2 separate regions of the Mus musculus genome follow, and region 2 is linked to region 1. A link is a loop called in an ENCODE intact Hi-C map of the cell type or tissue named here. Cell type or tissue: heart. All regions are shown on one strand. Each heading gives the region's core, and the rest is flanking DNA. Links, peaks and the distances in the headings are about the cores only.

Region 1 (15,147 bases), core at 2,581-10,580:
AAATGTTAAGTTTTCTATTCAAGTTCATTTTACTCTTAATGTCACCTATAATCCATTAACCTTGTGTGGTGCTTTGAATATGCTTGGCCCATGGGAAGTGGCACTATTAGGAGGTGTGACCTTGTTGGAGGAAATGCATCACTGTGTGGGTGGGCTTTGAAGCTCCGCCCAATGCAGAAGATAGTAGTCTTCTCTGGTTTGCCTTTGGACCAAGATGCAGAACTCTCAGCTCCTCCAGCCTCAAGCCTGCCTGGAGGCTGACATGCTTCCGGCCATGATGATAATGGAGCCAGTTGGCCAGCCTCAATTAAATGTTGTCATTTATGAGTTGCCTTGGTTATGGTGTCTCTTCACAGCAATTAAACCCAGACTAAGACAACTTGACTTCTGAATCCTCAGAGTTAAAACATTTTCTGTTTCTACAGTTAGGTAAGGTGGTTCTCATCTTTAATGGCAGCACTTAGGAGACTAAGGGAAAAGGACTATTCTGAATTTAAAGCCAGCCTGCATTATACAATAAGATCCTATACCAAAAAAACCTTGAGTTTCACATGTACAGACCTCCTCACTTACTCTGGATTTCTTTCACTTTTCCCACCTAGCTTCTTGTGTACACGCTGGTTCCTCAAAAGCGAACACACAGTATCTTCCCCTTTATTCCTCATTCTCCTAATCTTTTCTTTTTTTCTTTTTTTTTTTAAGAATTATTTATTTATTTTATGTATAAACTGCTGCTGTCTTCAGACACAGAAGTGGGCATCAGATCCTATTACAGATGGTTGGGAGCCATCATGTGGTCGCTGGGAACTGAACTCAGGACTCCTGGAAGAGGATTTTAGTGCTCTTAACCACTGAGCCATCTCCGCAGCCATAATCTCCTTTTCCTTAACATCTGTTCCAGGTCTCAGCTTAAATGTCATCCTTATCAGGGCAGTAATAAGCCTGACATATACCAGCCCTTCCTTCATAACCTGCGATCCAAATCCTGCCTTTTCTTTGCCACCTATCTCTAAGGTCCTTGAAGGCAGCAGACACTTCTACTCCATTCATCTAACCTAAGCCATTCATTGAAAAACAACAATCTCTACTCTTCAATGAGCAATAAATATACTGAAGGACCAAGTCTAAAACAAGTTTTGAGTTAGTAAGATGGCTCAGCAGAAAAGGGTGCACGCTGCCTTCAAGCCTGATAGGCTGCGTTCAGGTCCCAGAACCTTAAAACCTGAACCATGAAAGAAGAGAACCACTTATATACTCTGGCTACCACACTTGTGCTCCCTACCCAAATGAAGAAAATACAGAAAAGGATTTTTAAATGGGTTTTGTATTTTTCTAAAAAGTTTTGGTATAGGGGTTGGAGATAGAGATCAGTGCTAGAGTGTTTTCGTGTGCTCTCAGGAATGAACACACAGCTACACAGACAGACAGACTACACACACACACACACACACAAACAGAATTAATCAAAGCTGCTAAAGACTTCACTCTTCTCTAACCATTTGCAAATAAAAGCCAACTGAAAATAATTTAGTAAATAAGCTGAATCAAGCTACATATAACATTATTATACAAACTTAAAACTTCACAAGTTAACACTGCCACTCACAAATTCATTACAGCCTTCAAAATCTGCCCGACTAACATAAAACAAAATTAAGAAAAAGTGTAATTTTAAACTTCCAAGTTTTATAAGAAACATTTATAGGATACTGTATATCAATGGTTTATACAATATGCTAAACAGAGGCCACTAGAAAATATCTAGTGGGCCTATTCAAAATAAAAACTATTTTTTTTTTTTAGTATGGGGGTTGAAACTTAAAGCCTCCTGCATGCTAGGTGAGCACCCTAACGTTAAATCTTATCTCTAGCTCTCTTCTTGCCTTTTGAAATGGTTTCACCAGGTTGCGCAGTCACTCTAGCCTTCAGCTTACAAGCAAGCCCTAACCTTGTGATTCTCCCGCTTTGGCCTGAGTAGAGTGGCTGGGATTACAGGCTGTGCCACCAGGTCATCTTCAAAGGCAAATTTCATTGCTGTCACTTCAAGTTGATGAGAAACAAACAAAGAACAACAAAGTTTCTATGAAACAAGAATAGTGGCTCACATGTACCCCTGAGACTTGCAAGACCGAGGGAGACACACTGTCATAAGTTTCAGGCAAGCTTGGCTACAAGTGAGACACTTTCAACAGAAAGAACAAGGAATGAAAAGAAAGGAAGAAAACTATAAAACATTTTAGTTATATATACACTTAAACAAGTATGGAAAAGGCAAAGCAGGAAGCTGGGTGGGGGGGCCTTGGTATGTAGTCCTGTCTGGCCTTCCTGAGGGCTAGGATTACAGCTGTGAACTTTCCTGGCAGGTTAGGGCTGAGTAAGACACCAACGACAAGTATCCTGCAATTAAAAATGGGAAAACAATAATGTGGCCAATTTTTTTTAAAAGAGTCACTATCAGTTTACATGCAAAAGGAAAATCTTCCGAGGCTCAGAAGTATAGCTTAGTGGCAGAGCATGTTCCCAGTGTGTGTAATGCCTTGGGTCTGATTCCCAGCGGTTTACACATACACACACAAACACACACACGCGCACACACACACCTCCAAATTTTCAAATTGAGATCAGAGTTTTGGAACTGGCAATATAGGCTCAGTTGGTACAATGCTTGCTAACCTCTCTAATTTCATCTCCAGCACCACATAATATGTGGTGCATGATGCATGCACTCAGGATGCATGATGACCTAGGTTCAATGCCAGCAGCAACAACAAAAACCATCCCACCAGTAAATCTGTATTATAGATTTAAGTGAACTACCAGCTTTGGTATTTTAAATAGCTGTCAAGTTCTTTGGGTTGCAGGTATGCCCTTACCTTGGATATAATACAGGAAACACAAGCAGCTATTTCTCTCCCCAACTAGTTATAATGTCTTACTAAGAAAGATGAACTTACATACAAACAGTGGTCTCAATGATGAGCATGAATCATAATTGCCTGGCCTGTACCTGTTACAAATATAGAATCCAGGACTTTAGTCTCTGGGGTCTGGTTTAGTAGAGGTAGGAACTATGCCCCATACCCCCACCCAACCTATTTTATTTTACTTGATCATGTGTGCCTTTCTAAAACTGGTACATATACATCATACATAGTGTTGGGTTTTTACAGTCAATCTACATTCTAAATAAGCACCCAAGGTGGCTTCTTACCCTGCTTATCCACCTGTCCTTCAATACTAAGTTGGAGGTGTTATAGTAATTCTGACAGAATGGCTTAGATTCCTAACTAGAAAACTTAGGGACAGGTCCTCCTTACTAACTGTGCACCACTCTTCTATTGTTAAGCCACTTGCAGATCTGTCATAGTTTGCTCTTTCTTCAAGGATCATGAACTGGTGAGATGTCTCAGCAGGTAAGAGCACTGACTGCTCTTCCAAAGGTCCTGAGTTCAAATCCCAGCAACCACATGGTGGCTCACAACCATCCATAATGAGATCTGTGCCCTCTTCTGGAGCATCTGAAGACAGCTACAGTGTACTTATGTATAATAATAAGTAAATCTTTGGGCCTGAGCAAGCAGAGTTGACTGAAGCTAGCAGAGGTCCTAAACTTCAATTTCCAACAACCACATGAAGGCTCACAACCATCTGTACAGCTACATTGTATTTACATATACAAAATATATAAATCTTTAAATCTTCAACAAAAAAAAAATCACGAACTAAACCAGTGTCAAACCTCCAATGAAAATTCAGCAGTAAATGGCACAGACCAAAGCCATCTTGGTCAGGAAAGATCCAGGATGGAATGGTTATGTTTTGTGGCTTCCTAAAATCCTAAGTCAGGTTGACTAAATTTCTTCTAAAAGACTCTGGTAAAGTCACCTGAGACAGAGAGCCAAGCACAGCGCAAAACAGACAAAAACAAAACAAAAAAACCCAAAATCCCAGAAGGCACTAGTGTCCCTGTTAGGATGTACAAGGAAAGGAACTTTTGATCCAGTTCTGATGCCCTCTTCTGGTGTGTCTGAAGACAGCTACAGGGTGCTCATATAAATAAAAATAAATAAAATCTTTAAAGATTTATTTATTTTAATAACCTTTAAAGATTTATTTATTTATTTTATGCATATGAGTACACTGTAGCTGTCTTCAGACAGCACCAGAAGAGGGCGTCAAATCTCATTATGGATAGTTGTGAGCCACCATGTGGCTGGGACTTGAACTCAGGACCTTTGGAAGAGCAGTCAGTGCTCTTAACCGCTGAGTCATCTCTCCACCCCAGCCCACCCCAAACACTTTCTAACTGATTTGATAACTTATTTAGTGTACCTTAAAAACCCGAGTTTTAGTAACATGGAAATTAGCTGTGAAACATTATTCTCTAGCTGGGCACGAAGCTGGATGTAGTGATGCTTCAAGTCTGCAATCACAGCATTCTGGACGCTGGGGCAGGAGAATTTTTAAGTTCAAACCCAGCATGGACTTCACAGCAAGATCCTTCCTCATAAACAAACCAAGGTTCTGGAGAGATGGTTTGGCTGTTACAAGAACTTGCTGTTTGCAGAAGACCTGGGTTCCCAGTACCCACATGACAGCTCATAACTGTAAGGCCAGTTCCAGGGAGTCTAATACCCTCTTCTGGCTTCTGTGGGCAGTGGGCAACAGGCACACACATGGTCCAGATATACACATGAAGGAAAGACATTCATACACATCAAAAAAAAGAAATCTTTTTAAAAAAGAAACAAATCAAAATGATAATTTTTTAAAAGCGCACTTTTTTTCATTTTGCATTGTGTAAAACTAAAAGACTATACTAACCTGATGTGGTAGAAACATTATGGATGTAAATGGGTTAAATTCCAATTTTACTACTTACTAGTGAATTGCTTTAACTTCTTTAATCTTGTTTTCTTGTAAATGTAAAGTGGAAAAAATAAGGTCAACTGACCATGACTTGAAAATGTGACAATGTAAATTGAGCACTTCACATCTACACTCCACAGACCAGCAAACAGAGGGGAGGGGGTACGATAGAGACTCTAATGTTTCTACCAGTCTAAAAACTTATCAACAAAACTTTTATAGATAGCAAGACATATTTTAGTAGATTTTTAGGAGTCTTTCAATGAACATGCCTTCAATTTATTCACTTAATTCCTATCCCTATACAGGGGTCCCTGTCCTTAGTCCTTCTACTAGCCCCATTACTTTCCTACTTCCCTGCCACCTTTTTAAAGGTATCCATTACTTTCTCTCTTTCTTTCTCTCTCTTTTTTATTCCTTTCTTAAGGCAGGTGTGGTGACCCATGTCTGTAACCCCCTGTACTTAAGAGGACAAGGTAGGAGAACTGGTTTAATTCAATGATAGACCAGGCTATAGTTTGAGATCCTGTGTCAAAAGGTAATGTGTGTGTGCGCATCTTGTTCTTTAAACCTTACAAGTTCTTCCCTCATAAGAGCCCTCCCTTTTCTTTCTTTTGTTTTTGAGGTGTTTGTTTGAGACAGGGTTTCTCTGTCCTGGACTCATTTTGTAGACCAGGCAAGCCCTCCCTTTTCAAGTCCTAATTAAACCTGAGACCTCTAGTCTATTACTAAGGACTCCCAAGAAGCCTTTTATACAAATACTTTGTAGTTTATACCAACATTTTTTATTATAAACATTTGTTTTATGCAACTGTCCAATTCAATACATGAGGCTGATATTATATGTCCATTTTACAGTGGAAACCAAAGGTAAATGGCTAGAAAGAAATTAGGAATCAGAATTACAGATTCTGAGTTTAGTACTCAATCTACTCCATTTATAAAGCTTCCTACCCTTCCTTTATGTCATTTACTCATGAAACATGGAGGAAATCATCTCCTGATACCATCAGAGTACTACTACACAAACAGCTTCCTCCCTGCAGTGTTTTTTTAAAGTACAGAAGCAATGCCGGGTACTCCAAGACGCTAAAGCCACAAGTTACTTTCAGTACTTCTCAGATCTTCAAGTGAAAAAGAATTCTATGCTGCTGCATAAAAGAGGCTGAGCGCTTGGAACACAGTCTCTCTCTGCTGCCCTACAATTCAAACTTCCAGTTATCTGCCCTCTCTCCTCCTCCAAAGAGTTTTTTGTCAGACATCCCAACGAGAACCCATTTCGACCGTAAATGATCATAGTCTCCCCCCCACCCCAAGCACCACGAAAGCTCTTCGGGACATGTATGGGTGTCTCTCCTATGTCCACATGCCTGGTCTGAAAAACTTCACCTTCCAGAGTCCACACCTTCTAGACAAATTTTCCCTCCCACCGCCCCATGCTCACCCTTGCACCTCCTCCAAAATCTCTCAGCCATTGGGGTTGGCGGGCGATACTTCCTATCTCGCCCAGCCCGAATCTCCCTGCCTGCAGTCATGACGTCCCGATCCGGCCCAAGCAGACAGCGGCCCCCTTCAGTACCCCAAACCCCGAGGCCCATCAGCCCAATTCCCTGCCCCGCCTCCCGGCCCAAGGCGCCAAGTCCTCGGGGCTCTGTCTCCAGGCCTGGCCCGGGCTCCAAGGGCCTAAGATTCAGCGGGGAGACAGGAAGGGACTACAGTAGCGGGACGGACACCAGGCTGGCCGGGCGCTCGGGCCGGGCGACTCCCAGCTCCCGTGGCCAGGACTGAGCCCTCCCGCTCTGCCGGCCCGCGCCTCCGCGGCCTGCCCTCACCTGATCCAGGTTCTCGTCACTGCCGCTGTCTTCCGTATCCGAGTCGATCACGACACGGCCTTTCCGCTTCTTTACCATGGTGGTCCCCCGGCTTCCACGCCGGACGCCGCCCTGACTCCCCTCTTGCCCGCCTGCCAGTGGGACCGCCACTGCCGCCGCCGCCACCGCCGCCGCCACCGCCGCCGCTCGACCCACACAAAGGCGACCGCGCATGCGCGCTCCGCTCCGCCCCTAGCCCCGCCCCCCGCCTGGCGCACGCCGTTCGCCGGCGCCTGGCGCCCCGCCCCGCCCCACCTCCGACGCAGCGCGAGGGGCGGAGCCACGCGCCCGAGGGTTCCGGACCAACGCTCCCTGATCTAGCTGTCCGGAAGCTTCTGCAGTGTTGGAGTTGTAGGCTGCCCAGGAGTTCCCTACTTGAAGCGAATTTGAGCCTCCGGACCAGGGTCCACTCTGAGGAAACTCATCCATCTCCAGCCCTGGAATGCGGCCTCAGGGACCACCCGCATAGTCGACAGCCCCTGGAAATTGCTGAGAGCTTGGGTGGAGGAGCCAGAGTCCGCCTGCCTGGGCTGTTATTAGTGACAGCCTAAATGCGACCCAAAAACTAGGGAAGACTATTCCAGCGATAATCGGAGAACTCAGATTCATTGTAGGGAAGGACCAGGTGTCGGGGTGTGGGATGAGCAGAGAGGTGGCCCGGGAAGAAAGCAGTAATTTAATGAGCTATGCTAAGTAGTTTCAAACTCGCTTGAGTGTCCTGGGTCTTTGGTAAGGAACGACAGTGACTTCAACACTGGAAGAGAATGAGAATAGAGAAATAGATGGGTTCTGAATTATTTGCTAGTTGGGGCGCAGAGGAGGCAGAGGTTTCAGATTCTGATTTAGGAAGATGAGTGTGAGCTTTGTCAAGAAAATATGACAGAGGTTTGGAAGGGAAGAGGGCTGTATAGGAAATGTTTTATGTCGTTGAATTTGAAGTCATCTGACAAAAAGGTCAACGCTGGGAATGCATTTTTATATATTATTTATGTGCAGCAGGGTTTATATTAGGGAGTATTAACAGTTACAATTTGAAGTTGTTCTCAAGTCTTAGAACGCACTGGTTCACTCATTCTGATAGACAACTTTAGAATTCAAATCTTTCTCGACTAAGTTGATGAGGTCTTGCTTTCTTACTATCCCACTTTGACTCTCTAAGTTATTTTTCTCAGCTCAACTACAGTACACATCACATCCCTTGCCAGGTGTGGTAATTATAAACCCATATTTTTAGATACTTGGAAGGTTAAGACAGGAAGAACATAAGGAACACAAGTTCAAGGCCTGCCTAAGTCTGCATAATGAGTCCAAGGCTAAGACCCTGTCTTAGTCGATCAATCAATATATAAATAAATACCAGGCAATGGTGGCCCATGCCTTTAATCTCAGGACTTGAAAGGCAGAGGTGGGCAGATCTCTGCATTCCAGGCCAGCCTGTCTACAAATCAAGTTTCAGAACAGCAAGAGCTGTTGTACGTAGAAATCCTGTCTTGAAATGCAAGAGGAGGAAGAAGAAGGTGAAGGAGGAGGAGGAATAAGAAGAAATAAAGTATTGGATATAGCTCAGTAGTAGTGCTTACAAGCATATGTAAGGCTCTAGGTTTAATATTCATCATTAAAAGCAACAATAGCCGGGTAGTGGTGGCACATGCCTGTAATCCCAGCACTTGGGAGGCAAAGCCAGCTGGTCTACAGAGTGAGTTCCAAGACAGCCAGGGCTACACAGAGAAACCTTGTCTCAGAAAACCAAAGGAAAAAAAAAAAGCAATAACAAATGTTCATGCCTCAAAATAGTAACAGCCCCAGAAGAACTCATCAGTCTGAGGCAGAAGAATAACATATTAACAGTCGCTTAGACTACATAGCAAAACCCAGTCATTTGTGTGTAATGTGTGTATATATAATATATATGTATACCTAATATAATACCATCCATAGAGAGAAAACACTCTCTGCTATTAGCTACTTGAAGAGATGTTTAGAATTACATTGATGGAAACAAACTAAATAAGACCCAGGTACCATTTTACTCCAGAAGAGTTTTACCTAACAGAAAATACTAGACATCTGCTCCCCAGCAAATTCTCACATGAAGTCCATGGCCAAGATTATCTAAAAGGACCACAGAAACTCCTGAGTTTCTAGGCACCCTTAAGTCTGATGCCTCTGGTAAGGACCTTTTAAATGTATCATCTACCACAGGATTGTTGAAAAGAAAGCTATAATATATTCAATGAACTTTAAAGATTACCTTTGCGTAAAATCTGTTGATTATTAAACCATCTCCAGAGGATCCTCAAAGAATTCATGGACAAGTTACTCCTTATAAAAAACAACCAATGTCTACATTGGTGAAATAACTGTTCTCTCTCAATCCCTTCTTGAATGCTTTCCAAAATGCTTGTTGAAAGTTTCCAATCAGCAAAATGAGGATAATTGAGTGTGCTCCTCTGCCTCTCAGTCTTTGAGTTCTTAGAAATTTTAAATGAGTCACTACATAAAAGGGTATCCAGAGTACTTTCTGAAAAAGCCAACACTGTGTACATGTCACTTATAATTGTTGCACTTTGGGGATAGCCAGGCAAAGTGATGCAGACTGATAATCCTAGCACTTAGGAAGTGGAGGCAGAAAGATCAGGAGTTCCAGGTCAGCCTCAGCTATATAGTAACTTCAAGACCATCCTTGGCTAGATGAAACCCTATCTCAAAGAACAAACAACCTACTGGAAACCAAATAAGGACCAGCAGGATGACTCCTTGAGTAAAGGTGTTTGCCATGAAAACCTGATATGAATTTGATCCCTAGATCCCATCCAAAGTGGAAGAAGAGAATTGATTCCCAAAGTTGTTTTCTTAACTCCAAATAGGAGCTCTGGCACACATGTATACACACACACACACACACACACACACACACACACACACAATTTTAAATGAACACTTCAGGCATGGTGGCTTAGGGAGCAGGTAGACAATGAGTTTAAGGTAGCCTGATCTTCATACTGAGTACCAGAAACAAAGTGAAAAACTGTTTTTATTTAAGACTATTCCAGAGGTCAAAAGGAGTATGTGTGTGTGTGTGTGTGTGTGTGTGTGTGTGTCTGCTCGATGTAGCCAACTTCAGACGCACCAGTAGAGGGTGTCAGATCTCATTACAGGTGGTTGTGAGCCACCATGTGATTGCTGGGATTTGAACTCAGGACATTTCAGAAGAGCAGTCTTACTTGCTGAGCCATCTTGCCAGCCCCAACATTTAACTTCTTGTTCTCCTGCCTCTTCTACTTGAGCTTAGATTATAGGCTTGTCACCACTCCTGGTGAGGGCTTTGCTAGGAAAAGTACTGTATGACTGAGCTATATCCCAGCCCTGTTTTTACCATTGCATTTTTTTAATTGAAAATAAACAAGATGGTCATTTTTGTTTTGTTAAAAGGGTTTGGCATGGAAAACTCCACAACAATTACAATTTTTAAGGCCAGAGATAAAACAGATGAGATAAGGATTACAAGCTCAGAGAAATGTGTGTGGGAAGTTGATATTAATAGGCAACATAAAGAAGAAAACCCACCCAATGATTACACTCGAGAGTACCTAAAAGAAATACTAGAGTGCTATAGCTCATTCCAACACATTTCCTTATAGCTTGGGTAAGAATACAACTTTCAGGAATGAGTTCTCTCTTTCTACCATCAGAGGTCACAGGAATTAGGCTTGGGAACAGTTGCCTGTACTCACTGAGCCATTCTGCTGTCCTTTCCATGCTTAAAAAACCAGTGTAGTAGCAAATCTGCAAACAGCAGTATCCCCGGGAGGTTGATAAGTCTTATATTTCAGTAGAATATTCCCTAACAGCAGTCAGGAAGAAAGATGGGCTCAGGCTAATGTCTAACTCCAGTGTTAGACATTAGCAAAAACAGGTAAATCCAAGGGGTTCTTTGGCAAGTCAATTTTACCAAAATTACTGTGATAAGGTGGAGTGTGATACAAGACTCCTGACCTTGATCTCCAGAACCTGCACACTCCTGTGTGTATGCACACACTGCAAAGTAACTAGATACAATGTGTAAAATGGACTGAGTATATAGTTCAGTGCTAGTGTTCTTGCCTATCACGTACAAAAACAAACAAATGAAACAAAAAACATTCCTGATTTAAAGTTAGCAAAGTTGTGGCACAAACTGGGATATGCTATTTAGGATTAGCATTATTTTGCAGATGACAATCCCAGTGTAGTTGAGTCGTGAGTTGTAGAAAAGGGTTTTCATGAGAAAGTCCAGACCTGTACAATATAGGGCAACTGAGATTCTCTTTTCTCATCTCCTATGTGAGGCAGGATCTCATTGTGTAGCCCAAGTTGGCCTGAAATTCATGCTTTTATTCCTCCTCCAATCTCCTCAGTGATAGGATTACAAATATGGCTGCCATACAGGGATCTCAGACTGGTGCACCTGCTCTGATCCAACAAGTTCTTAAATCCCCAAACTCCTTTCACTTCTCACTGATTTGTTAGTGTTTGTTTTCATCCTTGTGGTCTAAGATGGAAATTTATCATTCATAAGTTATGGACAATAACATGAGACCAAAGAGAAGGGCAGAGAAGCCAGCCTCCTGCCCCCTGCTCTGGGGCTGGGGATTCAACCTGGAGAGGAAACTGTCTTTTAAGAAAAGCACTTGGGAGGCAGAGGCAGGCAGATTTCTGAGTTCTACAGCAGCCTGGTCTATATAGTAAGTTTCAAGATTCACTATAGAGGGCTATATAGAGAGACTCTGTCTCAATTTAAACAAACAAATTAAAATTTAAAAAAGCACAAAAATACAGAGAGAAGGAGACACTGAGAGACAGAAAGAAAATGTCTGTGTCCTGATATTGGTTTTTTTTGTGTGTGTGTGTGGTACTGGAATGTGAAACTAGGATCTCGTGCAAGTTAGGTAAGAACTGTACCACTAAGCTGTCTTCTGATTTTTCAGTGTGAAGACTGGGTGTAGTGATACATCACTGTAATCCTAGAGTGGGAAGATCACTGTGAGTTCAAGACCAGGCTGATTTATTTACCTAACAAGTTGTATGACAACTAGAGCCAGTGAGGCATTGTGATAGACCACAAAACAAAAACATCTCTGGGACAGGGTCTGTCTTAGTTAAGGTTTCATTGCTGTGAAGGGATACCATGAACAAAGCAACTTTTTTTTTTAGTTTAATGTATTTTAATAGGAAACTTACAGGAACAGCACACAAGACTGACAACATTAAAACATGTACTTGTATGTAGGACAATTCAGTTAGAAAAGTATAGTGAACAGATGGAATCTACTGTGTGATAAAAATGCTACAAACACCATTTAGTTGCTGTCAATAAGAAATTTACTTATTTTTTAAAAATCCAAATACTGGCATGTCCAGAAAATTTTAACAGGTTTATTTATAATTGTTATAATGTTGAACTGTTGAAATGTGTTCACTGAAACATTTTGCTTCCATTAATGCTTTACATCTTGCATTTATATTAAAAATTCACACACAAATGAACGTGGAGAAACTGCCAATACCTGATTCTGTCCCCTATGTTTCTACTTGCAAGCATATACTTTGATATCTTTGACCCCATGGAAAAAATATCTAACATTCAGAACTACTGATAACCGGAAAAGAGGGAAAAAATTTTTTTGAGAATGAAATGTTTCCCCTCATAGTGGACTCTTAAGCACGTTCTCCGCGTATGCGGCGTGCTAGCTGGATATCTTTTGGCATAATTGTTACACATTTGGCATGGATAGCACACAGATTGGTATCTTCAAAAAGGCCAACCACTTGCCTCCTGCAAAGCACCAATAGCTGCACTCTGGAAGCGCAGATCTGTTTTGAAGTCCTGAGCAATTTCTCACACCAGACGCTGAAAGGGAATCTTGCAAATCAGAAGTTCAGTGGACTTTGATAGCAAGTGCCAAGGTATCAGGCCTGTAACGATGAGGTTTCTTCACTCCTCCAGTAGAGGGCGCATTCTTCTGAGAGGCTTTTGTAGCCAGTTGTTTCCTGGGTGCGTTACCACCAGTGGATTTGCAAGCAGTCTGCTTTGTAAGAGCCATGGTATGGACACCTCCTTACTTACCCCCAACCCCCTTCTCCTTTGGCTGGAGCACAGCAAGCCAGAGGCGGCTCTGGTGTTAGAGAGCAGTGGCGGCATGGTGAAGGCTGCAAACACAAAACAACTCTTATAAATCAAAACTTTTAGGGCGGGCAGTGGTGGCACATGCCTTTAATCCCAGCACTTGGGAGGCAGAGGCAGGAGATTTCTGAATTCAAGGCCAGTCTCAGAGTGAGTTCCAGGACAGTCAGGGCTATACAGAAAAACCCTGCCTTGAAAAACCAAAACAAGGGGCTGGAGAGATGGCTCAGCAATAAAGAGCACTGACTGCTCTTCCGAAGATCGTGAGTTCAAATCCCAGCAACCACATGGTGGCTCACAACCACCTGTAATGAGATCTGACGCCCTCTTCTTGTGTGTCTGAAGACAGCTACAGTGTACCTAGATATAATAATAAATAAAACTTAAAAAAAAAAAACAACTAAAAAATGGCTCTGATTCCACAATCAGGCAGAGTTTGAGACTGGGAGGCCTCAAAGCCCTCCAACACAGTGACACACTCCCTTTAAGGCCATACCTCCTAATAGTGCCAATTCATATGTCCAAGCATTGAAACATATAAATGTATGGGGCCAAATGTATTCAAACCACCACAGAGTCCTTCTAGAGACAGAGTCTCTAAGGTGGACTGAAGCTTTCTCTTTAGTCCACTGTCTTAGTTAGGGTCTTACTGCTGTGAACAGACACCATGAACAAGGCAACTCTTATAGAACAACATTTAATTGGGGCTGGTTTACAGGTTCAGAGGTGCAGTCCATTATCATCAAGGTGGGAACATGGCAGCATTTAGGTATGGTGCAGGTGGAGCTGAGAGTTCTACATCTTCATCTGAAGGGTGCTAGCAGAATACTGGCTTCCAGGCAACTAGGATAAGGGTCTTAAAACCCACACCCACAGTGACACAGCTACTCCAACAAGGCCACACCTACTCCAACAGGGCCACACCTTCTAATAGTGCCACTCTCTGGACTGAGCATATACAAACCATCACATTATACTCACTGGCCCACATAGGCTTGTTTAAACATATGAGTCTTTGAGGACCATACCTAAATATAGTATAATGCAAAATACATTTAGTTCAACTTCAAAAGTCTCCATAATCTATAGCAATCTCAACAATGTTAAAAGTCCAAAGTCGCCAGGCATGGTGGCACATGCCTTTAATCCCAGCACTCGGGAGGCAGAAGCAGGTGGATTTCTGAGTTCAAGACCAGCCTGGTCTACAAAGTGAGTTCCAGGACAGCCAGAGCTATACAGAGAAACCCTGTCTCGAAAAACCATTTTAAAAGGTCCAAAGTCTCTTCTGAGATTCATACAATCACTCATCTGTAATCTCCAAAGCAAGACAGGAAGTCTTCAGCTTGGCAAAGTCCAAATTCTGCATCGTCTTCAGGTCTCCAACTCCTTTTCTTTTCTTTTTTCTTTCTTTTATATTTATTTATTTCATGTATATGAGTACACTGTTGCTGTCTTCGGACACACCAGGAGAGGGCATCCAATTCCCATTACAATGGTTATGAGCCACCATGTGGTTGCTGGAAATTGAACTCAGGACCTCTGAAAGAGCAATCAGTGCTCTTAACCACTGAGCCATCTCTCCACCCCCAACTCCTTTTTCATCTTTGGTAATTGCAACAAACTTCTTTCAGCTGGGTTGGTTCCACTCCCTGTCATCAACTTTCCTCAACAGGAAGTCCATGACTCTGGCATCTCAAATATCTTTGAGTCTCCAAAGCACCTTCAATGTTATAGCTTCTTTTTCAATGTCTGGGATCCACACATGATCTTCTGGGTTCCTTCAAAGGGCATCACTTCTCCAGCTCTGCCTCTGTAGCACTCTAAGCTCAGGTTGATTCACTCCACTGCCACTGCAGTTCTTGGTGATCACGGTACTGGAATCTCTAATACACTGGATCTTCTGCTGAAGATAGGCTTCACCAATAGCCTCTCATAGACTCTCTTCATGTTGCCAAGCCTCAAATCCTTTGCATGAACCCTTCAGTTCAGAACTGCAACTGAGGCTGCACCTTTACCATTGGCCTTTCATGGCCTCTCACAGTGCCAAGCCTCAGCTGCTATTTATGACCCCTTCATGTGTTCAAACCAGTATCACTTGGGTGACTCTTACACATTACCAATTACAGCTACAGCACAAGGTACATCCAGGGGTTCTCTATACAGCCCTGGCTATCCTGGAACTCATTCTGTAGTCCAGTCTGGCTTCGAACTCCAAAATCCGCCTGCGTCTGCCTCCCAAGTGCT
Region 2 (15,147 bases), core at 3,511-11,510, 69 kb before region 1:
CACTCAGGTGTGCCCCCCACCCAACCCCCAGCTCCCAAATATCCTTTCGACCCCCTCTAACTACCCTGGTTCTGCAGGGCAGGAAGAGAGCCATAAAATAGTCATGTGGTTCCCTCTTCCCCAACTCTCCCATTACAGGACCCTGATGTGCTGAACTCACCCCTGCCCGTGGAACCTGGGCCCATTCTAGAGGAGGAAGAGGCCTCCAGGCTGGGAAACAGGTCACTGGAGGGTCTTAGATCCCCAAAGCCCCTAGAGCTGAGTTCTCAGAACTTGAAGAGCTGGGGAGGAGGCCTTCTTGGCTCTTGGCTGCCCTCTGGCCTCAAGACCCTCAAACCCAGGTGCCTCCAACCTCAGAACATTTGGAACCCCACCTATGGCTCCTGGACCCCAAGGGGCCCCCAGGGTGAAGATACAGGCATTGAACACTGCAATGGCTCCTCCTCAAGTTCCATTCCAGGCATCCAGTAGGCTCTGCCCCTGTCCCTGTGCTGCATGTTCAGGCATGTTTCAGGGATGTGCGGGCAACCTGGCCTCCCACACTGGAAACTAGCCCAGACCCTCTTGGGGAAGGTCCTAGGCTACTTTCAGTCTTTGGTCTTTGAAACCAGAGGCCATCCACCCACTGCAGGAGTCAGTTGGGAATCCTGGATTGTCCACTCCTCATAAGTATCTTTCCTCTGCTCATTCCAGGGCTACAAATGTTTTAGTAATAATAATGGTAATAAAAACAATAAACCCTTCTAATTCTTCAGTTCTCTGAGTGAATGTGGAAGAGAGAATTGGAAGTGAAGGGGAGGAGGCTGGAGTCACAGAAGCTGAATCTTTGAGTTTTATTAGGAAGGGTGTCCACTGTAGTGCAGGAGTTAGACCAGGAAGTCTATATACCTGTGAAGTACAATTATGGATCGGGACCCTCTGGAGAGGTGCAAAGCCACTTGAGAAGAGCTGGGCTGGGGGAGAAGCCCATTGTTTCTCCCCCTCCCTATAAATTAGTGTCATTCAGCTCTGGGAAACAGGCTTGTGTGGTAGGCAACTCCTGATGTACTACACCCCCTTAGTGGATGGCACCCGGTCCTGCAGGACCATGTGAACTGCCCGCCCAGCGGGGTTCCAGTCTCTTGCCGGCATGCATGGTGGGGATGCAGCCACAGGTGCACATCTGTCTGACCAGCCGGCCCACGTTGAGGGAAAAGGGCTCAGCCTCATCTCTCAGCCAGGCTGGCCAAGATGCCAATGAGATTGTCCAGCCCCAGCAAATAGCCGTCCTCACGGTTGCCCTCCTCCCAGGGCCTCCGATGATCCAGGATCTGGCCATCGGGGAGAGGCGTGGTCTTGCCAAAATCGATGAGCCACACACCAGCACGATGGCAATGGTCATGCACGAAGAGGAGTGAGCTGCCAATCACCTGCCGATCCCCACGGCAGTCAGGCCACCTGCTTTCCCCCAAAACACCCCCCTTTCCCATTCTGAGTCTCATAAAGCCCAAACTCACACCCTGAGCCCCCCCACCTCTTACTTACCTCGTGCCGTCTAAAGAAATCAGAGATCTCCAGGGTATCCCGGATCTGCTGTAGGCGGTTCAGATACCTCCTCTGGAAGAGTCAGAGTGGACAGATTAATTTCACACCAAGGGCGGCGTTACTGACTCTTAGAAGCACCATGCATTTATTTCAACTTGCCTAGCAAACACTGTAGTGGGGAAGTCACTCACATAGGGGGTAGGAAGTGGCTCACGAAGGAGAGAAAGAAAAACAATTACAGTACCACAAGGGAAGTGCTACCACTGGGGGTAGCACAGGCGAGGAGGACATAGGCAAGAGGCGCCCTTGTAAACAAGGTGCCCAGACCCCAGGGCTTGGGAACCTCCTCTCACCAGCACTTCTGCATCTCCTTGCATGAACTCCTCAAAGACACGGGTCACTTGCTCTCGGCTTCGTGTAGTTTTGAAATCAGTACTGCAAGATCCATCGGCTTTCTGAAGGAGGTGGGCAAGGACTGTCAGAGCCCAGGACCCATCTGGGGGGAGAGAGGATCGTGCAAAGGGCAGTGGTACCTCCCCGGGGCCTTAACCTCTGGGGATCAAGAGATGGCTACCGGAGGGTGTCTTTTGGTGATGGTTGAGGCAGGAGGTCAGGAGCACTGAAGGTGGGATAGAAGAAAGGCCATGCAAAGTGAGGGGAGCCTGACCCACCTTGATGCCCTCAATGCGAAAGCCGAGTGTAGTGCTGGAGCTGATGCCTTCGCGCCATTGCATGTAGCGTGGTTTGGTGACGGCGCGCTGCGCATGCTCCTCCTCAGTAGGTGCCTCAGGGTCCACTGCCAGCATCTTCTTATACATGTCCTTCCGCAGCTTGGGTCGTTCTCGGGCTTTGGTCAGCTCCTCTTCCAGGTAAGTTCTGTGAAGTGCAAGTAGGGGCCAGGGCATGTGAGCTTTTATCCCAGTCCTTGGTTCCGGACTGATTCTGCCTGACAAAGAGAGGGGACACAAACCTGACACCCATCTTGCAGTCAAGCACACAAGGCCCATCGAAGCCATCGAGCAGGTCCTGTAACTGCAAGTAGCTTTCACCATCCCGCTCGACTATGCCATGGAAGGCCGGCACACACCCACGCAGCACGTCAGCCATCAGCCGCACCAGGCAGTAGTGTTCAGGCTCCGAGCTGCGTTTCAGGATCAGGCCACTGGTGCCGGCAGCTTTGAAACTCCCTGCACAAGGGCACCAGTTAGAACTGCCCACGCCTTCCTGTGGCAGCAACCTCACCCACCTGCAATGATGCTCACCTGTGTGCCCTGCTAACTGCACCCAGGAGTAGCGCTTTCTGAAAGGACTCATGACAGGCAGATTGACCATGGTACGGATCTTCTGCCAGTGGCTTTTCTGAAAGCAACAGGTCCAGGTCTGCAAGTCAGGTCTCAGTAATGTCCCTCTAGAGCAGGATTTCAGCTTGGTTTCATCCCACTAGAAGCAGTTAAGGTCTTTCATCCAAGCAGTTGCTACCCACTCACTCAGTGGCCTACCCAAAGAAAATGTATTGCAAGCCAGTGTTGCAGGTGCTGAGACAGGCGGAGAAAAGGTCGTTCTAGCTACTCAAACAGGCTGAAAGGATCCAGAGATTTAGCACCAGGAGGCTCAGGGTTAAATCTAGCTCTACCATTAAGTGGGCTCTGGCAAGGGTTTTGAACTCAGTGACTATCAAAAATTACTTGATGCTGATTATGAGATCTATCACGGGGACATCTTGAGTAAGCCAGGGAAGGAACTAAAAATCTGCAGATCTGTGAAATGGGGAAACAATTACACTTTCAGCACTATTGTTTTTTGTTGTTGTTGTTTTTTGGGGTTTTTTTTTGTTTTTGTTTTTTTTTTTTTGTTTTTTTGTTTTTTTTTGTTTTTGAGACAGGGTTTCTCTGTATATCCCTGGCTGTCCTAGAACTCACTTTGTAGACCAGGCTGGCTTCGAACTCAGAAATCCGCCTGCCTCTGCCTCCTGAGTGCTGGGATTAAAGGTGCCACCACACCAGCAATTTTTTTTTTTTAGCACTATTGTAATGAATGAATTGAATTTGAATCTCCCCATCCAACTCCTGGAGAGAACTGGGCCAAACATACTCACTTGGGATCTGGTTCTCTCCCTTAGCAGGGCACAACAACAACAATCAAGTCTTCAGACCAGAGAGGGGAGGCCAGTCTGCCAGGGCTTGTAAAAAGAATGGCCTGAGGCTCCCTGGGATCCTCTAGCTGCTTGGATCTCACACACTAGACAACAAAGCCAAAAGCCCAAGGCATCCTTGGCTGCGATCTGGATCAAGAACCCTATGGTCTGATGAGGAAATATAACGTAGAAGGCCTATGGTCTTAGAGGAAACTGCAGGTAAGTGGGGGTCTTTGGGGTGTCATCTCTTGCCTCATTGCCATTACTCTGCCTTCCACTCAATCCTGGCATTTCCACCTTCTACCCCAAACTCAGCAGCCCTGTGTTTGCTTTGACATTCGGGGGCTGGCTCATGTATATATCTTGTTTGCAGCCTTGTCCCATTGATGCTTGTCTTCCTAGAACCCAGGAACTAGCCTCCTCACCAAAGGGAAGAAATGAGGTCACTTAAGTAGCAGAATTCAATTGAGCGGAAAGCCTTGCCTATGGAAGAGGTGGAGTTGATGACAAGGCACTGGGTAGGGAGTGAGCGGTTGCTTTAAGTCCTGGCTTCCTTTACCTCCTAGCTCAGTGATCCAAGCAAGTACCATTTCCTCAGGGAGGCGTAGCAGCTGCCCTAGCACGAGGCGCCCCACTGGCTACTGCCTTCTGCATCCCTTCTCATCTTCCCACGGTCATCATTGCTCTCACTTTCCCAACATGGCACACTAGGGCGTGATCACATGTCCAATCCCCAGGGATCTGGGGGTGTAGCCAGAAGCAGCCCACTAGAAACATGACATCTTTCAAAACTCCTTTTATAAATCTTTAAATACATACAAGGTTTGCATTTTGCTGCATAATAAATCCAGGCTTTATTATAAAACTCCCTTCCTTCCAAATCCTCAAGTAAAATTCCAGGGAGGTGATGTATGTAGCATGTGTGTTTAGCAGGAGCATCCTAGACCTCTTCTCTCACTTGAGATTCCTGATGATCTCGATGCCCACACACAGCATGACTATGATCAAGGCTTGCAGAAGCTAGCATCCTCATGCCCTGTTTCTAGACTCCCACTTATGCTCTTGATCAGCCCAACCTCCTCACCGTGATCCAATCATCTAGCAGTTTTTATATTTTGGTCCTAGGGGTCAAATGGGATACCACATGACAGCTTTCACAAGGTGGAACATTTATAGCTAGAGGGTATTATGAAGGTTTTAATCTCTGAGGTGGGCTTAGGGGCCTTCTCTTATTTCCTTTAATGGTGAAAGGCTTGAGTGGTTTGAAAAGCCTAACAAAATTTTGAGGGAGGGTGGGGCAAGAATGAACTTAACCAGGGTACATTTAGTTCTGCAGTCATCCCAGCGGGAGGACCAGCTTGGGCTGTGTAAGGAAACTTCACCACCATTCCTTTGGGGGTTTTGTAATTTCTTTCTAAGATAGAGTTGTGTGTGTGTGTGTGTGTGTGTGTGTGTGTGTGTGCGCGCGCCTGGCTGTCCTGGAATTAAATCTGTAGACCAGGCTGCCCTTGAACTCAGAGATTCAGAGATCTACTAGCCTCTGCCTCCCGAGTGCTGGGATTAAAGGCTTATGCTACCACACCAAGCTGGGGTTTTGTGATTTCAGTGAAAGGACTGAAGGCTCAACTGAGGCCTCACAGGAGCCGATTCATTGGACTTGGTAGCACATGGCTGTGTCCTAGCTACGTGGGAGGCTGAAAAAGGAAGATTATGTGAACCCAGAAATTTGAGGCCAGGCTGTGAAACATTGAGATAGGTCTTTAAATATATGATGGTTTGACCAGTTAATATATGATAACAGTATCAACTTGTCCCTGAGCTGACATGAAATAGAGCCATTCCGCACTCTCCTTGGTTTTGTGAGTCTTTTTTTTTTTTTTCCCTGAGGCAGGGTTTCTTTGTATAGCCCTGACTGTCCTGTAGACCAGGTTGGCCTGGAACTCAGAAATTTGCCTGCCTCTGCCTCTCAAGTGCTGGAATTAAAGGCATGCACCACCACTGCCCGGCTTGGTTTTGTGAGTCGCTTTCCTGCCCACTATCTCAGCAGAGCATTCCTGACAGCTCCTGAAATTTCTTATAACAACGTGTAGCGTTCCTTGCCAATAACAGATATGGCCAAACATGGATCCAGTTGATGTAAGCCCCATGGAAGCCAACTCACTGCCAGCTTCGCTCCGAAGAGTGGCTCTTTCTGCAAGGAACAAAACATACTCACAACCAAATAAATCCCAAAAGACTGCTAGATAGTCACTTTGGATTGGTGGGGGGGTGGGTGAAGATTTTGGCTCATAAACAACATCAGGGAAGATATGATCCACCCCTGCCTCAAGGAGAGACTGCTTCCACCAACCACAGGCTGCCTTGACAGTTGGTGCAAAGGTCAAGAAACCAGTGTCCACGATGCTCTGATGACAAACGAGGCCCCTCTGATAATTTCTTTTCCTTCCAGATGAGTGTCTCCATAAGTAGGGACTTGCTGTGTCCTAGCCTTAGACCTCTTCCTTGTCTAAGCTCTGTTCGGAAGCCTTGTGAACATCTGCTCCTTACATCAGCCCGGACAGCCCATTCCCTACCAGACTACATCCTTTGCTGTCTTTAGTTTCCATCGTGTTCTCGGCCTCTATAACAGAGGTTCTCAATCTGTGGGTCGCGACCCCATGTGAGGGACAAACAGTTCTTTCACAGGGGTCATCTGACCATCAGAAAACACTGATATTTACATTATGATTCATAATAGTAGCAAACTTACAGTTATGAAGTAGCAATAAAAATATTATGGTTGGTGGCCACCACACATGAGGAACTTCATTAAAGGGCTGCAGCATTAGGAAGGTTGAGAATCACTGCTCTATAGAGTCACCAATCCTGGTTGACATTTCTGCCAGCCCAACACCCTCCCCATGTTCCAATTGTCCTGTCAAACTAGCACTCCCTGTGGTGATGGTGGGGAGAGCAACCAATTTAAATTTACTAAATGATTTGCACTAAGGTATAAGTGACCCACGACTTCACCTTCCCATGGGCATTTGCTTTTTAAAAAGGAAGTCTGTTAACCTAAATTCTGCTCTATAATTAGTGAAAAATGATGTGTGGGGGTTCTGAGTCCAGGAGGGGACAGCATCCAGGTCTCCTTACCTAGCCTGAGTTATTGAGAGAATAAAACCAGATGAATAAGCATCAAAACACCCTCTCTTCTGCTAGGGTCACTCCCACAAATGTCTGAGGAGACAGCCAAGGCCTTAGAGTCACACCACTTGCCCCTGGAGTAGGCCTCCTGCTTCTCCCTTGGTTGCTCAGTTTTTCTTGTTCTTGAATTTTCCTTCTATCAGAGAAAAGGCCGCTGGAGGGAGCCCAGCCAGCTCTTCATGTCCTGCTCTGAGCAGGCTGTACAAGCGCCTAGGAAGTAAAGGAAAGGTCGTGGAGCCTGGCTAAGACAGGCAGAGCCTTCTAGGGCCTCGAGTCGGGTGTGAGATGCTGGCTGGCTAGGCGGCAGCCCTACAATGCAGGAACCGTCTTTCCCCAGGTGCATCCTTACGGTCAGTGGGACCCGCTCTGCTTCCTGACCGGGGAAGCCCTCAAAGGCCGGCTGAGCGTGTGTGCTGTGGGGCCTGCTGTGAGGCAAAGTCCGCTCCCGGCCCTTCCACGCAGACGCAGGCAGCCTCTGTCAACAGCTCCAGGCTTATCTGCAGCTCCGGAGCTGTTTGCCTTCGGGGAGGCCCCGGCGGGCGGGGGGGTTGGGAAGCCTGGGAGACAACCTGGGAGTTTGAAAGGTCCCTGAGAGGCCATCTGGACCGCTCCTGCAGCCTCCCGGAGGAGACCCAGGGTGGGAAAGGAAGATGATTTGCAGGGAACAGCTAGCTTGGGCTTCTCTTGGATGTCCTGACCCCTGCCGGAGCTACCTACACTGGACCCAGATTTAGACTGCAAGTCCTCCTCCACACAGCCTCTCCCTGAGCAATTAGGGGGTCCTGGCGGGCGGAACAGGGAAGCGGGTGTGCCTGCGCCCTAGCCCGGGTCCTCCCAGCTCTCACCGGTCGCGCCCTTCACAGGGGCCCGCCTCTCCGTGTCAGAGATTAGAGCAGGGGAGTGGCAGATCTACGGTACAGGTTCTTCAGAGGTCCTCCCACTGCTCACAAGTCACAGTATTGGGGAAGCCTCGGCCTCGGCGACATTCGCCTCAGTACCTAGTCTAGAGTCGCCCCAAGAACGACCACCGTACCGGATCGTACGGTGTCAGGACGAAAGGCACAGAGGACTCGTGACTGAGCCCCCGCACCTACACCTGATGACGGGAAGTGGGGGGACGACATCCTTGCTGTGAGTCCCCCACCCTCTTTTCTCTTTTGTATTGCAAGTCTCTGAGTCACAGTGCCACTTCGAGTCGTTACACTGCCTCCCTCGGTCCAATCCTAGTGTGCAGGGATGCCAGGTTCCAGAAGGCCCAGGCCACACCTCGGCGCTCTTCTCAAGGTGTCTAGGCAACCTGGGCGCGCGTCTTACTCTCGAAGTCGCCAGGACGCGGCCTTCAGGGCAGAGCGGGGCGTTCCCGGTTTTTTTCTCTCTCTCTTTCCACTCGAGGAACGCTTGCGTAAAATGCATCTAGAGCAACGCTGCACAGTCCACAGGCAGTTAGTTTAGTTATCTGGCCATGGTTAAAACAAGGGAGATTACTGACACAAGAGGATCGCAGGTTCAAGGCCCGAATAGGCTATAGACTGTGTTTCACTGTAACTTGGCAATTTAGTGTCAAGAAAAGAGGGCTAGGATGTAGCTCAGTGGTGGTTGTGCTTGCCTACTGTGTTTGAGGCCCTGAGTTCAACCTCCAGTCAAGGAGGGCCATACCACGAATAATGACTTCACCTCACACTGGCTGGTGATAGCTGCCGGTTAAATTGGCCCGGGAACATTCACATTGCCATACAGAGACTAGCAAGCTCTTGTCAGCCTCAGTTTACCTTTCCCAGGACACTTAGGAGCAGTAGGCCAGGGCGAGGAGGGGGGACGCAGCAGGTGGATCTTGGTTCCGCTCGGTTCTAGCCCTGCGCCCCTCCCTTCCCGCATCCACGCCTCGTGCGCGCGCGGGGAGCAGACGGCAGCGGCTCCGGAGCAGAGCCAGGAGCTCCGCTCCACTCCCACTCAAGAGAGGGAAACCGTGGCAACGGCGGGGGTGGGGCCGCGGCACCGAGAGGGGGAGGAGAGGGAAAAGCTCACGCGCCCCTTTTTCTCTCAGGGCTCCCGGGGCAAGGCTACCCCGCTCTGATCTCTCCAGCCCTACCTGACAGTTACCCAGGTACGCCAGCCGACCCGCCGGCTCCCGCTCCGTGGGTCGCGTACTCCTCAACCTCCTTTAGACGCCCAGGCACTCAGTTACCATCGCCTGCCTAGCCCCCGAAAAAGAACCAAGGCGAGAGGTCGTCCTGGGCTCCCTCTCCGCCCCCATGCCCCCTGTCCCCCGCTTGGGCTCTCGGCGGGGAACGCAAGCCGGTCAGAGCAGAGCAGAGAGCGGAGTCCCCGGCGCGCAGCCCCCGCTGGCCCCGCCCCCGCGGCCCGTACCTGCCCCACGTCCTCGCTGGTTTCCAGCTGCACGTTGCCGCGGCTCCTGCTCTCACTGTCGCTCAGCAGATCGTCCTCCGAGTCCTCGAGCAGCGACGAGGAGCCGGTGGAGGAGAGGGACGAGGTGGAGAGGCGGCGTGGCTGCTGCAGGTGCGACCCCGCAGCTGGGAGCCAGTTCCCCTCCTGGTCTGGCGGCCCTGGGCTGGCCGGGGTCACATCCTCCTCGCTTGTCACAGTGAGCTGAGGGATCACCGGGGCAGGGGCAGCACGCGGGAGCCCGTTGGGCACTTGTCCCCCACGCCGCTTGGCCCCGCGGGCCCGGGGCTCCCCTGCGGCTGCTGCAGCGGCGACTGCGGCGCAGCGCGCTTCGAAGAGCAGGCGCAGCTCCCCGACGCTCCGGCGCGGAGCCCTCTCCAGCCCGGGGCTGCAGGGCCCCGCGCCCCGTGGCCGCGCCATGCCCGTCGGGCGCCCGGGCAGGGTCATCTCCCGGCACCGGAGCCGCAGCCGAGCCCACCAGCCCGCGGCGCGGCGGGGACTGTAGACGCTCAGCGCCCCGGGCTTGGGACTGCCCCGGGGCGGAGCCTCGGCAACGCCCGCCCGGCCGCGCCCCGCCCCGGCCGCGCCCCCCGCCCACTCCTTTCACTTTCTGAGAAAGCGCGGGCCTCCGGGGGCCCTCGCTGCTGCAGGAGGCTTGCAGTGTCCCGAGTGTAACGTGGAAGTCCCAGGTCCGGCCCCCGCCTTATCTCTAGACCTGCCCTCAAGGTGGCAGAAGGGACCTGCCCCGCACCTGAGCCCAGTGCCCTCCCGCGGCTTTTGAGGGATTCCTTCAATGGGAACCAGAGGTCTTAATCTGCACAGGAAGAAGCTGTGCCCATTCTTTCACTCGCTTCCTCGGGCTCCTTTCCGTGTTCCAACCTTCCTGGTCAAAGTCTTTTGAGTCTCTGGGGCTTTTCTCTGGCCTGGGCCCCTTAATTCGGAGTTCAAGGCCGTCAGCCACCCAAGGAAGCCACACCTCAAGGAGTGTGCCCAACTAGAGTCTGTGGCCAGGGTCGAGCTGAGACTGCTCCCCACCCCCACCCCTCGAAGCTCTCCACTTCCCAGCGGGCAGAGAACAAGGTCAAGAGGCGGAGTCTGACTCTCTCCAAGTATCACAGCCGGTGGTGGCCTGCATTTCCACCGCCCCTCTCCAGCCCCCCACTAGCTGTTTCTTCTCCTCCTCCCCCTCCTGCCCCTTTGGAGCTTTGTGGTTTCAAAAGGAGTCCTTTCGCCTCTCTGAACTGCTGAATCTCCTTCGTCGCGGAGCTGCAGGGTTGCTCTGAGAGTAAAATTTTAGAGATGGGTGTTGAGTGCGTAGCTCAGCGGTAGAGCACTTGCGTAGTACGCGACTAGAACTGGATTCCATGCCCAGCATGAAAGGAACGAAAAAGTCTTGGTGCTCCAAAAATGCGAGTGTTTTTTAGTGTTGTAATAGACAGCCAGTGTCTCGGGCCACCCTATCTTGGCTCACTCCTTCTATCCATCTCCCTATCTGTAAACAGAAGAAAAACTTCACACGGCCTAGAGTTATGGCTGCATACTGAAAAGAGAACACCGATGTAGAAGTTCAGACACTGGAAATCCTTCTTGTCATCTCTGAATGGGTCTCTGGCCTCTGCTTGCAGGTGCTCAGCTGAACTTCAAGGCTACTGTGAGCAGAAGCCAGACTTGTCTGCCTTCCCCTAAAAGAATTGAGGGTCCTGTCATGGAACACCTAGAACAACAACCCTGGGATTGCTGGGGCAAGCCCAGGGTTAAGTATGAGACTTGCCTTTTCTCTCTTCAGCCAGAAGTTAAGAGGGAGGAGGAGAACCTTTCGCAAAGAGAGAAGATCTCTAGATGACTGACTGATAAAGGGAGAAGTTGGGGGGGGGTGTTTCCAGGGGCGGTGGCTGCTTGTAGCCATGGGATCTCCAACTGCATGCCAGAGTAATGGGGAGGCTTTGACAGCCCAGGTCATCACAGTGCCTGCAGCTGCCACTCAGCTTCTGTATAGATTTTGGAATTAAAAAAAAAAAAAAAAAAGGAGGAGGAGGAGGAGGTGTGTGGGAGGAATGAAAGCAAAAGAGAAAGGAAACCACAGTCTGAACACTTGCTTCCTCCTTGGAGAAGTGAAGAAACAGCATGGACTCCTGGAAACGTTTTCTGGGGCAGAGGTGTGCATGTCTGAGTGTTTGAGCCCAGAGCTATGCCAGCTTGTAGCAGGGAATCTCAGAGGGTAGACTGGGACCTGACAGAGGAAAATAGGAAGAGGGAGGAGGGAGCATGTTACTGGGTACCTGTGTGCCAGGCAGTGTGTGGACAATGCTGGACTAGTAGGCTGAAGGTCTAGCCTAGCAGCTGAGAGAAATCCCAGAACAATTATTTTTCTTGTATCACGTCCTCACCCAAGTTTAGCAGGAACCAAAGAATGTTGCTGTGGGCCACAGAGAATGTCTATGCTACCTTCTATTAGGCAGAAGGAGAAGGATCAGGGATTCAAGCCATCCATCCATAGTTATAAGCTGGCCAGCCTGGGCTACATGAAACCGTTTCTCAACAATAACAACAGTATGTGCTGTCTAGGTGGATTTTGTTAGATGAATAAGGACAGGCAGAAAACAGAGGGAACTTCCATACTGAGGCAAGGCCTGGATAGGTCATAATAAACTAATAAATAGTAAGCCTCCAAGTCTAGTAATCCTCCTGCCTCAGCCTCCCAATACCAGGGCCTCAGATGTAAGCTAACATACCCAGCTTCCTCCACTTCTTGTTGCTTGAGTAGAAGGGATGTGAAGGAAATCAGTTTATGGAGTGTGTGGGGTGGTGGCCTCCTGTGTGCTGAGAAACAAAAGGTCTGGAAGGGAACAAGGGGCATAGAGCTGGGGCATAGAGGACTATGTCAAGGTTTTGGGGGGTCCTTGAGGGATTGTTCTGAGCTAGGCCACCGAGTCATTCTGCTTTGGCCACAGACCAGCTAACTGTCATAGGAAACAAAGTATCTGGTTTTTGAGACAGAGTCCAGATATGTGGCCTAGGCTGACTTTCTTTTTTCTTTTAAAGATTTATTTATTTATTTATTTTATGTAAGTACAAAGTAGCTGTTTTCAGACACACCAGGAGAGGCCATCTGATCTCATTTTAGATGGTTGTGAGCCACCATGTGGTTGCTGGGGATTGAACTCAGGACCTCTGGAAGAGCAGTCTTAACCATTCTTAACCACTGAGCCATCTTGACAGCCCTGGCTGACTTTCAACCTCCTGAGCGCTGGGCTCACAATCATGTGCCACCACAACCAGCTTTCAACCTGTTTTCTTGAGGCATCTCATGGGTTAGTCCTCCTATACCTTCAAATACTAAGGTGCCTGAGTCCTTTCCCTGTTGCTTAGCCACCTGGACTCAGTATGTGTGAGGGTTATGTCTCTCCTGGAGGTCAACAGCCATGGGACAAAAATATAGGGAAGGAGAGGCCTGGAAATAGAAAGAGCAAAGTAAGGGGTGCATGCGTGTGTGTGTGTGTGTGTGTGTGTGTGTGTGTGTGTGTGTGTGTGTGTGTGTGTGTGCACCTGCTTGTGTGTTTGTGCATGTGAATGTGTGTCTGTGTCTGTGTGTATGCATTAGTGCATGTGTGCACATGCATGTGTGCATGTGAGTGTGTGTGCTTGTACATTTGTGTTCGTGTGTGCATGTGTGTGCACGTGTGTGTGCATGTGTGCGTGTCCGTGTCCCCCCCCCCCCCGCCGCCCCCATGTGCTCAATTTATCTCTATCCTCTGCCTCCACTCCAGGTGCTGAAGCAAAATTACTGCTCACTACCCCCACGTCTATCTGGTCCTGTGCAGTTTCTAAAAGCTTCTTTAAATTAAAAAACAAAACAAAACAAAACAAAACCCTTTATTTTGTGTGTATTGGTCTTTAGCTTGCTTGCCTATCTGTGTACCACATGGGAATCCCCAGTGTTCACAGAGGTCAGAAGAGGGTGTCGGCTCCCCTGGGGTTGGAGTTCCAGACAGTTGTGAGCTGCCTTGTGGGTGCTGATGATCAAACCTATGTCCTCCTTAGAGGACTCTCACTGCTGAGCCATCTCTCCAGCTCCTCTGAAGTTCTGCAAGACAGACAGAGGGAGAGAGAGGGCAGGACAGCATGCACTCTTGAATGAGGGACTCATTACTCTGAGACTCCAGGTCCTCCTCAGTGGAACTAGTTCAGTGTTACAGGGGAGGGATTAGGATATCATTTTCCTCTGGTGGGACTAGTACAAAATTTCATTCTAGTAACACATGCCCGAGGGAGCTTGGTCCTTCTAAGCGATGTGCTGAAAGTAAGACTCCAGTGTTTTGTGGGAATATCTTGATTCACTCACTGAGCAAATATCTATTGAGTAGTTGCAATGAACAAGAGAACCAGCCATTGTGCTAGTTGCAAAGGAAATAAGAACAAATGGCTCTGTTCCTGAGGTGACTATTATCTCACATTTTAATGGAAGAAAACCGAACAGGAGCTGTCAGAAAATTGACTATAGGATGCTACAGGACTTCCTTCACTGTTGGCAATGGGTCCTCAGGGGAGCGCTGCGAACCTTGGTCTCTTGGTTTCTTTACCTATTTCGAACATTCTCAAGTGGTCACTCTGATGTTTGGCTCTGCCCAGGACATTCTAAAAAGAGGGCTGGTGGGAACCTGGACCCATCTTCAATTGTAGGGTGGTGAAGGGCAGTCCTTCTGGAAGGGGAAACACACAGGGTGTGTTCCTTGACAGTTCCAACCTCTGACACTTCTCAGCTCTGGGTTTCTTCTCTAGCAATTTGCCCTATACCAATTTGCCCCATAGTCTTTGTGACAATGTTCTGAAATAGCCATGATAGCAGAGCTGAGAATACCACCTCCCATATTCTGTCATACTTGTCTAAAACAAATTGTGTCACCATCCCTGTGTATGTGCTGTTACAGCAGTCTTCTCCTGACATACTTCAGAGCCAAGGGTTGCTGTTTCTCAAGGAGTCTGTGTTCCTCTGAGTCTCTTGAGGACAGGGGACTGTAGGGCCAGTGATTTGGAGGTGATGACCTCCCAGAGGGCCTTTGGTCAGGGACTCAGTGTGAAACCAGGGCTGCTCAAGCCCCACCCATGTATGCTATGTTGAGTCTGCTTAAAGTAAGTGCTCACTAGGAAAGTCCGTGCATCTCCCAGTGAAAGAGTAGGAGATGCAGTTCTGGCAGATATGACCCACTCAGGGGGCCCGAGTACACAGAACATCCGAAGCAGGAACCTTGGAAAGCAGCCATTGGCCCAGGGTCCCAGAGGCTAGGGTCCACTGCAGGTGAGTTTAGGCCACACTGGCTCAGTGTCAAGACCTCGGCTCCCTTAAGATAAGGGGTGCCTCCAGCTTGGGGGAGGGAGGGACACTTCTCACGCGTGCAAGCGCTCACAGGTGCTCCTCACCACAGCCGATCCATCCCAGTTGTTGCTCACCCTCCAGTCATGCTTCCACTTGGGCTGCCAAGGCACAGGGCCCATCAGATCCCTTAGGACACACCTGCGCTTAGTGCCAACCCGCCAGCTCCACCCTTCCCAGCCGCGCTTCTAGAACCCAACAGAAAGCCTGGGCTTTTGATGCTGCAGGCGCCCTTGGCAAAGCATCCCCCAGTTCCTCCCGCTGTGCATGCGAAGCATTTGGAATCAGAAAGTCTGGGCCTGTCTGCTTGATCCTTTCCCCTCCTTTCATCAGCGGTCAGGTAAGCAGTTGCGGTCCCAACTCCAGTTTAATAAGTGCTGCGCTAGGGGAAACTGAAAGGGCACCCACAGTAGAGGCTGGTCCTATGAGGATTCAGCTAGGTGGTGAAGGGTATAAGGGTAAAGGGGGAAGTTGATGGTGAGAAACTCGCACTTTTGGATGGGGCTTCGATGTAGTTATGGGAAGAACC

What was found. A loop is a pair of places that touch in the nucleus more often than their neighbours do. Peaks named below come from ENCODE experiments on the same cell type or tissue, not always from the same donor. Only the 100,000 strongest peaks of a DNase experiment are listed, where the experiment ranks them.
Region 2: a loop joins it to region 1, with 2.1 times the contacts of the local background. A loop is called at or near these places in 5 of 42 quality-filtered maps.

What each region holds. Positions count from the first base shown.
Region 1 is chr2:119,666,835-119,681,981 of GRCm38, reverse strand. It overlaps Rtf1 (RTF1, Paf1/RNA polymerase II complex component), which reads right to left and starts at 6,914. Exons shown (of 18, transcript NM_030112.2): 1 at 6,702-6,914. The coding sequence starts at 6,914. In heart, for the core only: no CTCF peak of the experiment used is centred there; a DNase peak (open chromatin) is centred at 7,061; H3K4me3 peaks cover 2,498 bases; H3K27ac peaks cover 1,782 bases.
Region 2 is chr2:119,736,926-119,752,072 of GRCm38, reverse strand. Itpka (inositol 1,4,5-trisphosphate 3-kinase A) reads right to left here and starts at 9,736. Exons shown (of 7, transcript NM_146125.2): 1 at 9,212-9,736; 2 at 2,787-2,883; 3 at 2,495-2,711; 4 at 2,196-2,400; 5 at 1,878-1,979; 6 at 1,525-1,596; 7 at 820-1,409. The coding sequence starts at 9,694. The coding sequence ends at 1,206. Gm25857 (a small nucleolar RNA gene) reads left to right here and starts at 11,117; the gene lies at 11,117-11,245. It overlaps Ltk (leukocyte tyrosine kinase), which reads left to right. Exons shown (of 20, transcript NM_203345.2): 19 at 1-7; 20 at 139-747. The coding sequence ends at 471. In heart, for the core only: a CTCF peak has its summit at 6,606; DNase peaks (open chromatin) are centred at 7,472, 9,012, 9,182, 9,862 and 2 weaker places; H3K4me3 peaks cover 4,193 bases; H3K27ac peaks cover 3,684 bases; H3K27me3 peaks cover 1,908 bases.